Linked DNA regions of Homo sapiens: region 1 is linked to region 2. Evidence: chromatin loops called from intact Hi-C (ENCODE). Cell type or tissue: OCI-LY7. All regions are shown on one strand. Each heading gives the region's core, and the rest is flanking DNA. Links, peaks and the distances in the headings are about the cores only.

The links. Peaks named below come from ENCODE experiments on the same cell type or tissue, not always from the same donor. Only the 100,000 strongest peaks of a DNase experiment are listed, where the experiment ranks them.
Region 1: it touches region 2 in a loop (2.9-fold over the local background); 1 of 110 quality-filtered maps calls a loop at or near these places.

The regions. Positions count from the first base shown.
Region 1 is chr20:15,980,273-15,984,672 of GRCh38, forward strand. The region is part of intron 13 of MACROD2 (mono-ADP ribosylhydrolase 2); the gene reads left to right. All of the region lies in intron 1 of LOC613266 (a long non-coding RNA gene), which reads right to left. Among named protein-coding and RNA genes, the nearest start is that of KIF16B, 590 kb to the right of the region's middle. RefSeq lists an enhancer at 1-80. In OCI-LY7, for the core only: no CTCF peak of the experiment used is centred there; no DNase peak of the experiment used is centred there.
Region 2 is chr20:16,102,340-16,106,739 of GRCh38, forward strand. No RefSeq gene overlaps it. Among named protein-coding and RNA genes, the nearest start is that of KIF16B, 470 kb to the right of the region's middle. In OCI-LY7, for the core only: no CTCF peak of the experiment used is centred there; a DNase peak (open chromatin) is centred at 2,612.

The DNA of each region.
Region 1 (4,400 bases), core at 164-4,163, 120 kb before region 2:
CCTTGTTTTTTTCTTAAAACAGGTACTGAGTATAAAACAATATAAAGCGATATGGGAGGGTCTCTCTCTTCCCTCATTTCCCCCTTTTGAGACTCTCACTTTTTCTTAGTGGGAGTTCTCACTCTTATTTTTGCTACTTATTTTTTTTGTTCAATAGATTGATAGTGATTCATATAGTACACTTGTGCTGAAGCATTTTGGTGAACTAAGGTAGCGATGAAGATTTTTTATCATTTAAAGAAGCACAGGTAGCAAACAAGGGAGCAGTAAGCAGGTTTTTATTACTATTATAACTCCTATTATAAGAGTTTTAAGTCCTCTTAGTGCTGGGAACCACCTTCTAAACATGGCTTTAGGGTTGAATCTGTGCTACACTTGTACAGGCACATGTGTCAGTTTTGTCATATTTTTAACTATGTCTTTAACTACTTGCCTTTGATTATCTATGTGTAGACAGTAATTAGTAAGGTTAAATTTCTTATAGACTTCTCTTTTAGCTGCTAGCAAGTACTTGAGAGCTAATCCATTTTGATAGATAGCATTTCTTATCTGAGTTTTTTGCCGGGCCAGAATAGTAAAGGCTTGACCGGTTTTATTAGTGATGATTTCTAAAACAGCTTGCAACCGTATGACTCTGTTGAGCAGGTAAATGGGGGTCCAGTATTCCTATGAGCCATCTTGTGTCTAAGTGGCAGGCCTATAGTATTGTATAATTTTGTTTTTAGTGGGCCATTTATCATCTTTTTAATTACTTATGGCTATGCTTCGTTTTCCGCAGGAAGCATAGACAGGGAATGCCTAGGAGTTCGCCTGTTTTTATGGGCAGTAAAAAGAAAGATGGTTTAATGGTGCCAATAACACAACTACCTGTCCACTGGTCAGGCAGCTTAGCGTAGGCTCTATGTCTACATATCCAGTATAACCTGGTAGGGTCAGGCTAGTCCTGGTGGAATTCTGGGTGGGCCTAGACAGTCTGCAACCTTGGAAATTTACTGAATAGATCTCTTTCTGTGTAATTGGAACTCCACCATGTAACTGTTTTTTGCGGTATCGTTATACAGTTTTTGCTTTAGACAACTAAGTCATCTTACAGAATGAGTGAATTCTTTTCCTGTTTTTGTTGTTGTTGTTGTTGTTGTTTAGCTATGCAATAATTGAGACTTTTAGAACTTAGAAATGATCAGGGTGATTCTTTTGGGCTGAGAATCCATCAGGAACTGGGTCTGTAGGCACTAATTCTCGGGCTTCTTATGGCCATTGATCTCTTATTACAGTTTTTCTACAAACATAACATGAAGTGATATTTAGAGACTGGGTTACATGCCCAGCTAATTGCAAAAAACAAATTTTTAGTCTTTCCTGGAATCTTAGGTACTGGCACATTTAGTTCATCCTAGAAAGTCTGAAATACTGGTTCTGGAGAGCGTCTTTGAACCTCCTTTCTTATTAGGCTGTTTATGCTAGGGTCTAGTCTTTTTCTATCAATGCCTAATGATACATATTGTTTTTTTAATTTTATTTTGGGTCTGAGGGGTTTGTGATGACTAATTCTAAAGGGTTACAGTTCTCACTCGTGCAGGAGGGGCTGACTTTTCTTTTTTGAAGCCTAACAGGATCTTTTTAATCTTCTGTTCAAGTAGCCTAAATGACACAAGACCAGTATTGACACATTTTACATAAATATGATTCTTGACAGACATACTTTTTTTTTTTGCTGTGTAATTTTTTTTCCCTCATCAGAGAACCGCATCTTATTCTATGCTGCTTACTATCAATAGCAGCACAAGCGTCAAATTTTAAGGTTACATTTTTGGGGACCTCTCTTTCTTCTGTTCTAGCTATTACTTTACTTGTGTCACCTAGAAAAGGACTAGTCCTTAATCTTACTTTAAAGACTGTGATCATGGGGGGTTCAGAGGGGTCATAGCACACATCGGGCAGGTCACTTCCTGGATTACATACTTTGTGCTGAGTGTTATTGTACAAACAAGTTCTTTTTGGAGTTCCTAGGCATTTATAATAACTATAAAATAATAGGACTGTAGCAATCTTTTGTCTCACTTCAGTGATTTGATGTATATACTGGGAACAGTTCTCAGTCTGAGGAAGGTCAGTTGAAGTCTTTACTGTACAAGTCTAAATTTTAAGGAAAATGAGTCCTGCAATGAGTTTCTTCATGCTTCGGCCATGTGTGGACCAGTCAGCTTCTGAGTGTGACTGGAGCGGGGCTTGTCGTCTTTTTCAGAGTCACTTTGCAGGGGTGGGTGAAGCTGCTCCTATCCACGTACAGCTCCTAGTCTACTGATGTTTAAGGGTGGTCTTGGAGGTTGGGCCTACTAGAGTAAACTGAGTCTAACACCTCTACACAGTTTATGTTAAACTGGGCTCTCTGATACCAGGAGTAAGGTGGCGGGGTTAGGGTGTTGCAAACTTCAATGGTTATGTAGGGATTTTTACAGAGCAAGATTTGGTATCTAGTTAGTCTAGCATTCATTAGCTAATGGTGTCCTTTGGTATTTATTAAAATCACCACAGCATGGCAGGACTTTATGTTTAGGTTTTGCCTAAGAGTTAGCTTATCTGCTTCTTGTGCTAACAGGGCCGTTGCTACCAGGGCGCTTGGACGTGGGGGCCATTTGGAAACCTCGTCTAGTTGTTTTGAGAGATAGGCCACTGGCCTTGGCCAGGGCCTTACAGTCTGGGTTAAAACTTCAACTGCCATTTTTTCTCTTTCTGACATATAGAGTGTAAAGAGTTTTGTCAGGTCAGGTAGCCTCAGGGCTGGGGCCAACATGAGTTTTTCTTTTTAACTCATGAAAAGCTCGTTGCTGTTGGTTGTAATAGATGTAGTTTATCTAATCTACATTTTTATTGACTGTCATCTACTAAAATATTGACTTAAATCCTGTAACTATTTGATTTCAAGCTTTAAATTGATCTGGTATTCCTTGTGGGGCTCCAATTGCATCTAAATAGATGTGAGAGTTGAAAGACCTATAAGGGGCTTCTCTGGCTTTACGATGTCTTATTTTTTGTTTTTCCTCTGGTTGATGAAATGCCAGGGTGAAAGGGATAGCCAAATGGACTAAAGCACAAGTGCCACTCTAGTTATTCAGCAGAGTGCCCAGTAAAGGTCCACCACAATACCACCACACATCTGCTTGGGGATGAACAACGGCTGACTGATTGATAAGCTCTTGAAAATTCTTAAGCTTACTGCATCCCTTCAGGTCTCCAAGGAATGCTAAGTCTCCTCCTTGCTGTGAGAGACACAAAGTGAACTTAGTGTTGGGAGACAGAAGCTGGATGGACCTCAGGTGCTGATCTGCAGGGACTTTGGGATATAGCAGAGAGAGCTTGGCATGATTTATTACTCCAGGCTGTAGAATCTCAGAAAAGAGCTACCACGCAGCCTACGCCTGGTCGACTGGAGGACCACCTTAGTGGAAGGGGGACAATTAGGGCCTCTGGCCTGCCATGTGCACAATCATAACAATTGCTTTTGTTTAATGTGCAGATGGAATATTTGATCCATTTCAACCAGGCATTTGCATTCTTGGTATGCTGTCTTAATTGCCAAAGTTTGTTTTAAGTCTTTAACTTCTATGATCCTTTAGTAAAATGAATGTTTCCTTTAACACCTATTTTTATTAGTTTTTAGACTAAAGAAAGCTAAATACTATTTTATATTTAATAATGTTTCTTGTATGATTTTTATAGTAGATAAGTTAAATTTTACTTTTATATTAGTGTGTTATTAATGTTAAACTTAATTTTAATAAAACCTTGTAGACATATTTATCTAATTTTTTATGTTTGACCATAAGGTAAGATTTTATAGACTTTTTTTAACTTTTTATAATTTTTGTTAAAGAGCAGGTTGATGCTTTAAGAAAAACCTGTTGCATTTTTACTTTAATGTCCAGTTCACAGAAAAACTGGGTGATATCTTTTTAACTTTAGCTAATATGTTTACACACAGAATTTTCTTTACAATTAACGTTTTAAAACTTGCTTAAATTTTTAAAACAATAATTTTTTTAACTTTTAATGTAGGTAAAAATCCACATTTTTATGTCCCTTTATAATTTTTTTACTAAAGGTATATTTTACTTTTCTTATACACCTTGCACATAAACTGTTTCTTTAATGGTACTCAGGAGGCCTTATTACTTTTAAATTATACAACATTTTTTGCATAAATTTTTTTATAACATTTTTTCTTTCACGACTTTTGCAGACAATTTTTCAACATGTCTTAACTTTTTGACTTATTACATTTTTTTCTTTAAACAACTAGTTAATTTATTTCAGGACAAGAATTTACTATATAACACTCTTTTTACATAAATTTTGCCTCCCCCCCCCGCCCTTCTCTTTTTTAAAGCGAACTTTCTTTA
Region 2 (4,400 bases), core at 180-4,179:
GCAATAGATAAAACCACTTGTTCAGTTGATTTAATTTGGTTATTTGCAGTGGTTTAAAAGAAGTGTTTTTGTTTTTGTTTTTGGGGGGTTTTTTGTTTGCTTGGTTTTTTGTTGTTGTTGTTTCTTATTTTACCCTGGCTCACACTGGAATCACCCAGAATTTTAAAAAATACTGATGCCAGGGTCTCACCCTAAGAAATTTTGATTCAGTCGGTCTGGGGTATGTCTTGGGCATGGAGAGCTTTTAAATTTCTCCAGGTGATTTTCATGTGCAGCCATGCTTGAAATCTACTGGCTAAAAGCAATGGTTCTCAAATTTAGCATGCCTCAGAATCACCCAGCATGCTGGATAAAACAGATTGCAGGACCCCACCACCAAGTCCTAGGTGCAGATGAGCCCCAGTTCCCATAAGATCTCATGAGATCCCAGGCAATGCTGATGTTCCTGGCCCGATGACCACCCTTTGTGAACCACTGGCTTAAATAATTAGTGCCAACACTTTTCTCTAAGATGATTTTCATTACATTGATCTGGCGCCAAGGAGAGTGCTCTAAGAAGCAGACATCCAATAATGACAACATCCAGTGGAAATAGAGCCTTCCTATCTCTTAGACCTCATGGAACTTCTTGGGTTCTGAGACTATTTATATGTATACAAGAGAAGGGACCAGACTGTGGTAATGGGTGCCTAGGCAAGGGGAATTTGTATCGCTTCTGCTGTGGTTTCTGGCCACAATCCCTCATTTATATGTCCTGGCTACCCCCAGCAGGTACATGGGTGAGGGTTTCAGGATCATGGGGAAGGGCTGGCTCTGGCTCAACCAGGGCTAAAGCTGAAAGCCTCTTTGGATTCTGTGACCTTCTAACTTGGGAACCTGTTGAGCATGAAATGTGTGTATGTGTGTGTGTGTGTGTGTGTGTGTGTGTGTCTATGAAAGTGCAATCTTTTTTAGGTCTTTGGGGCCTAATAAGAGGTCATCTCTATGTCCTGTCCAGATTGGCAAGAGCACAACAAAGCAGTAAAGAGCATTCCCCAGTGGCACAAATCCATCTGTACAGTAGAGGAAGAAGCAGCCATGGTGTGCCCTCACTATGCTCCAGTGCCCTCTCTAAGCAAAATCTGAAAGCAGGTCTGATGGCTTTAAACTTGGGAAATCTTAGAAGACTTCAGACAACTGGGGGCTGGGGAGGCTCCAATGAGGAACTCGTATATTCCCTTGCTACTCTGCCATGCACGGACTCAAAACAATGAATTTCTAAAAGCAAAAGGATATGATTTATAGCTTTGCTTTTTCCCAAGCGGAGGAATGTCATGCAAGTTGCACATACACATGACAAGAACAAGGCTTTTATTAATATTCTTCATACCCAACAATGATAATACACTATAAAACTGTATCTGTGAAATCTCACTTGACCTACTTAGAACTATAAGGGAGATGATTTGGTTGATGCAAATTGTGTCATATGTTTGAGATGAGGAAACAAAGACACAGAGAGTTTACACAATTAACTTAGTGCCTCAGATAGGGCTGAATTTCCCAGTCCCCACTCCATGTTGAAGGATAGAGAAGAGGGACTTCAGGGACTACCTTGAAGGCCACAGCCAGGGAGATGTTCAAAGCCCCTCCTCCATTCCAGCCTAAGAATTCTTCTTCAGTCTGTATGTATTTCATGTTTCTGTTTAATATTTTATTTCAGAGATTTTTGTTGGAACACCTGGAACCCCAAACCCTGCAAACTGCATGTCACTTCTTGAGAGCCCATCTTCCAAAGAACCCCTCTCTATGCTGAAGGTTCTCTTATGCTATAAGAACATAAGATAGTTCTCATGGGGCCCATTCATTTTTAAAAATTGGTTAACCCTACTTCAGTGCACATCAGAATCACCTAGGAAGCTTGTTAAAATCCAGGTTTCTGGGCCTCCTACCCTGAAGAACAAGGAAGGAGGCCATTTATCAGGCTTTTGGAGTACAGCCTGAGAATGTGCATGTTTAACAAATTCCCAGACAGTGCTGCTGTGGGTCTGAGGACCCACCCTTTGAAAACCACTACAATAAGATCACCCAGAAACTCAGATCACCCAGAAATCTTTTAGGTAGTATAAATACCAGCCTCCACTGAGACTAATTAAATCAGACTCTTTACAGGCAAAGTCTGGGCATTAATGTGTTTAAAATGGTCTCCAGGTACAGCCAAGGTTGAGAACTTCTGCAATAAGGGGAACCCTATGTAGAATTATATGATATTCAAACCCCTAGGTCAGGAGTTCTCAAAATGTGGTCCCTTGCCCAGCAGTATCAGCATAACCGTCAGTATCACTTGGGAACTTGTTAGAAAAGCAAATTCAGGCCCCATCCCAGACTTGCAGAATCAGAAACTCTGAGGGTAGGGCCCAGCAATCTGTTTTAACAAACACTAGGTGAATCTGAGACTTGCTGAAGTTGGAGAACTATTACTCTAAGCTTTTGGCTTCCCTGTAAATGAGTCCCTGAAAGTTGGACTCTTATCTAGGGGCAGTGACAGTTGTAGGCCCATAGCAGGCTGGATGCACCAACTGCTCCATCAGAGCAGGGGTGGCTGAAGGACAAGGAAGGAGATCATTTATCAGGCTGTCAGTGAAGTACTATGACACACAGCTAACATCCTTTCCAGGACATCTGGTTTCTCAGCTCTATGAGATAAGGCCTATAAATTACTTTGTAATGGGTTTCACCTCTGAATACTCAGATGCAGGTTCAGCTTCAGGCAAAATTGCTATGTAGGTAAACCAAGCTTGGGTCTTCCACCTTTGCCTTTCCTAGCCCCTTCTCTTTTTCTATCCACAACCAACAATTCTCCAAGGAAGGCTTTGTTCATTGCTATTAAGTTATTTCAGCCCTGGAGGACAGCTCAACGAAGTGGCTGATTGAACTTGAATGTGTCTCCACCTCCTGAGGGTACATTTATTCTAAAAGAAGACAACTAGGCTGAGCCATGCTTAATACAGCAGAATGTGTCTTCAGAGATAGAATATTGAACCCTTGACCTCATTGAAAAACAGACCATATCTTTTAGATAATTACCTGTTTCTTTGGCATCAAGCTCTCTTTAACCCACATTTTATATATGTCTACCCCCTTTTGCCTTCCATTTCCTAAAGATATACAATATGGTAGGTGGCAAAAATGGCCCAAAATGCTTCCCCTTGCATCAAGAGGTGAAGTTTATTGTAGCAGCTCTTAAATCCAGGTTGGCCTGGTGATATGCTTTGGCTTAATGGGACATTAGAAACCTTGATGCTGGAAGAGACTTGAAAAATCCTTGAGCACTGGGGCTTGTTTTCATGCCAAGACTGCCATGTAATTAAGCCCACATGAGCAGCTTAAAAATGAGAAGCCACATAGAGGGGAATCCATGTGATTTAGCTATGAGTGAGACCATCCTAGTTCATCCTACCAGACAATTTGCCAAACGACCACAGATGAACAAGCCCAGCAGAGATCAGCCAACCTGGCCTAGACAGAAGAACCACCTAGCTGACCCCCAGAATTGTGAACTAAATAAATAGTTCCACTCATGTTTGGGTTGTTTGTTACACAGCAAAAGCTAACTGATACACTTGATTCTATTGACAGAGCGAGTCTCTGTCTCAAAAAAATAAATAAAGTTATATTGATTACATCTAAAGATTATCTGAAGAAAGAAATCATCTTGGAAATGTTACCTTCTCTGGGATGCCTTCCCTGAGCATCTGTCTTCCATGTAGCCTTAGCTCCCATGTAGGTTAGGCTGGTGACTGTTCAGATGTTCTACAAAATCAGTGTTTATGTCTGCCTAACACTTGTCTCTATAATTTCCAGTTATGTTTATCTGCCCCCCTCTACTCTCTGACTGAGAAATTTTAAAGGTAGAAACCATGTCTTAATTGTCTTTGTACTTCCAGCCCCTAACTCATTTATTCTATGTTATGTTGAGCTGCACAAATGAAATATTTGACTCAGATGAGCATGGGGAGGGAGGGTAGGGAAAGCAGCCAGCAATGCTTTGCATTAGTCACAAGCTGGAGCCTAGAATCTCCCCTGGAACAATCCACACCCACCAAACTCACAAAATCCAAATAAACTAATGCTTATCTGGCCCAGGACCTTCAGAACACAGAGGTCTTTGTCTTGTGAGAGATGGATTATCTACCTCTTTCATTTCATAAGAGTTTACAGGAAAAAAATGTTTTATTCAAAGATTTCAAAGATACCCATTTTACATTGTTTTTCTCATTTCACCTCCCATGATGAGACAGGAAGGGACTCTGTATGCCTATATGACACATCACAAATCCAGGATTACCAGTTTTACTTCTTTCCCCAAACCCCAGTTTCCCTTGGTCATAGGGAATAGCTGGACATAATAATGATAAAAA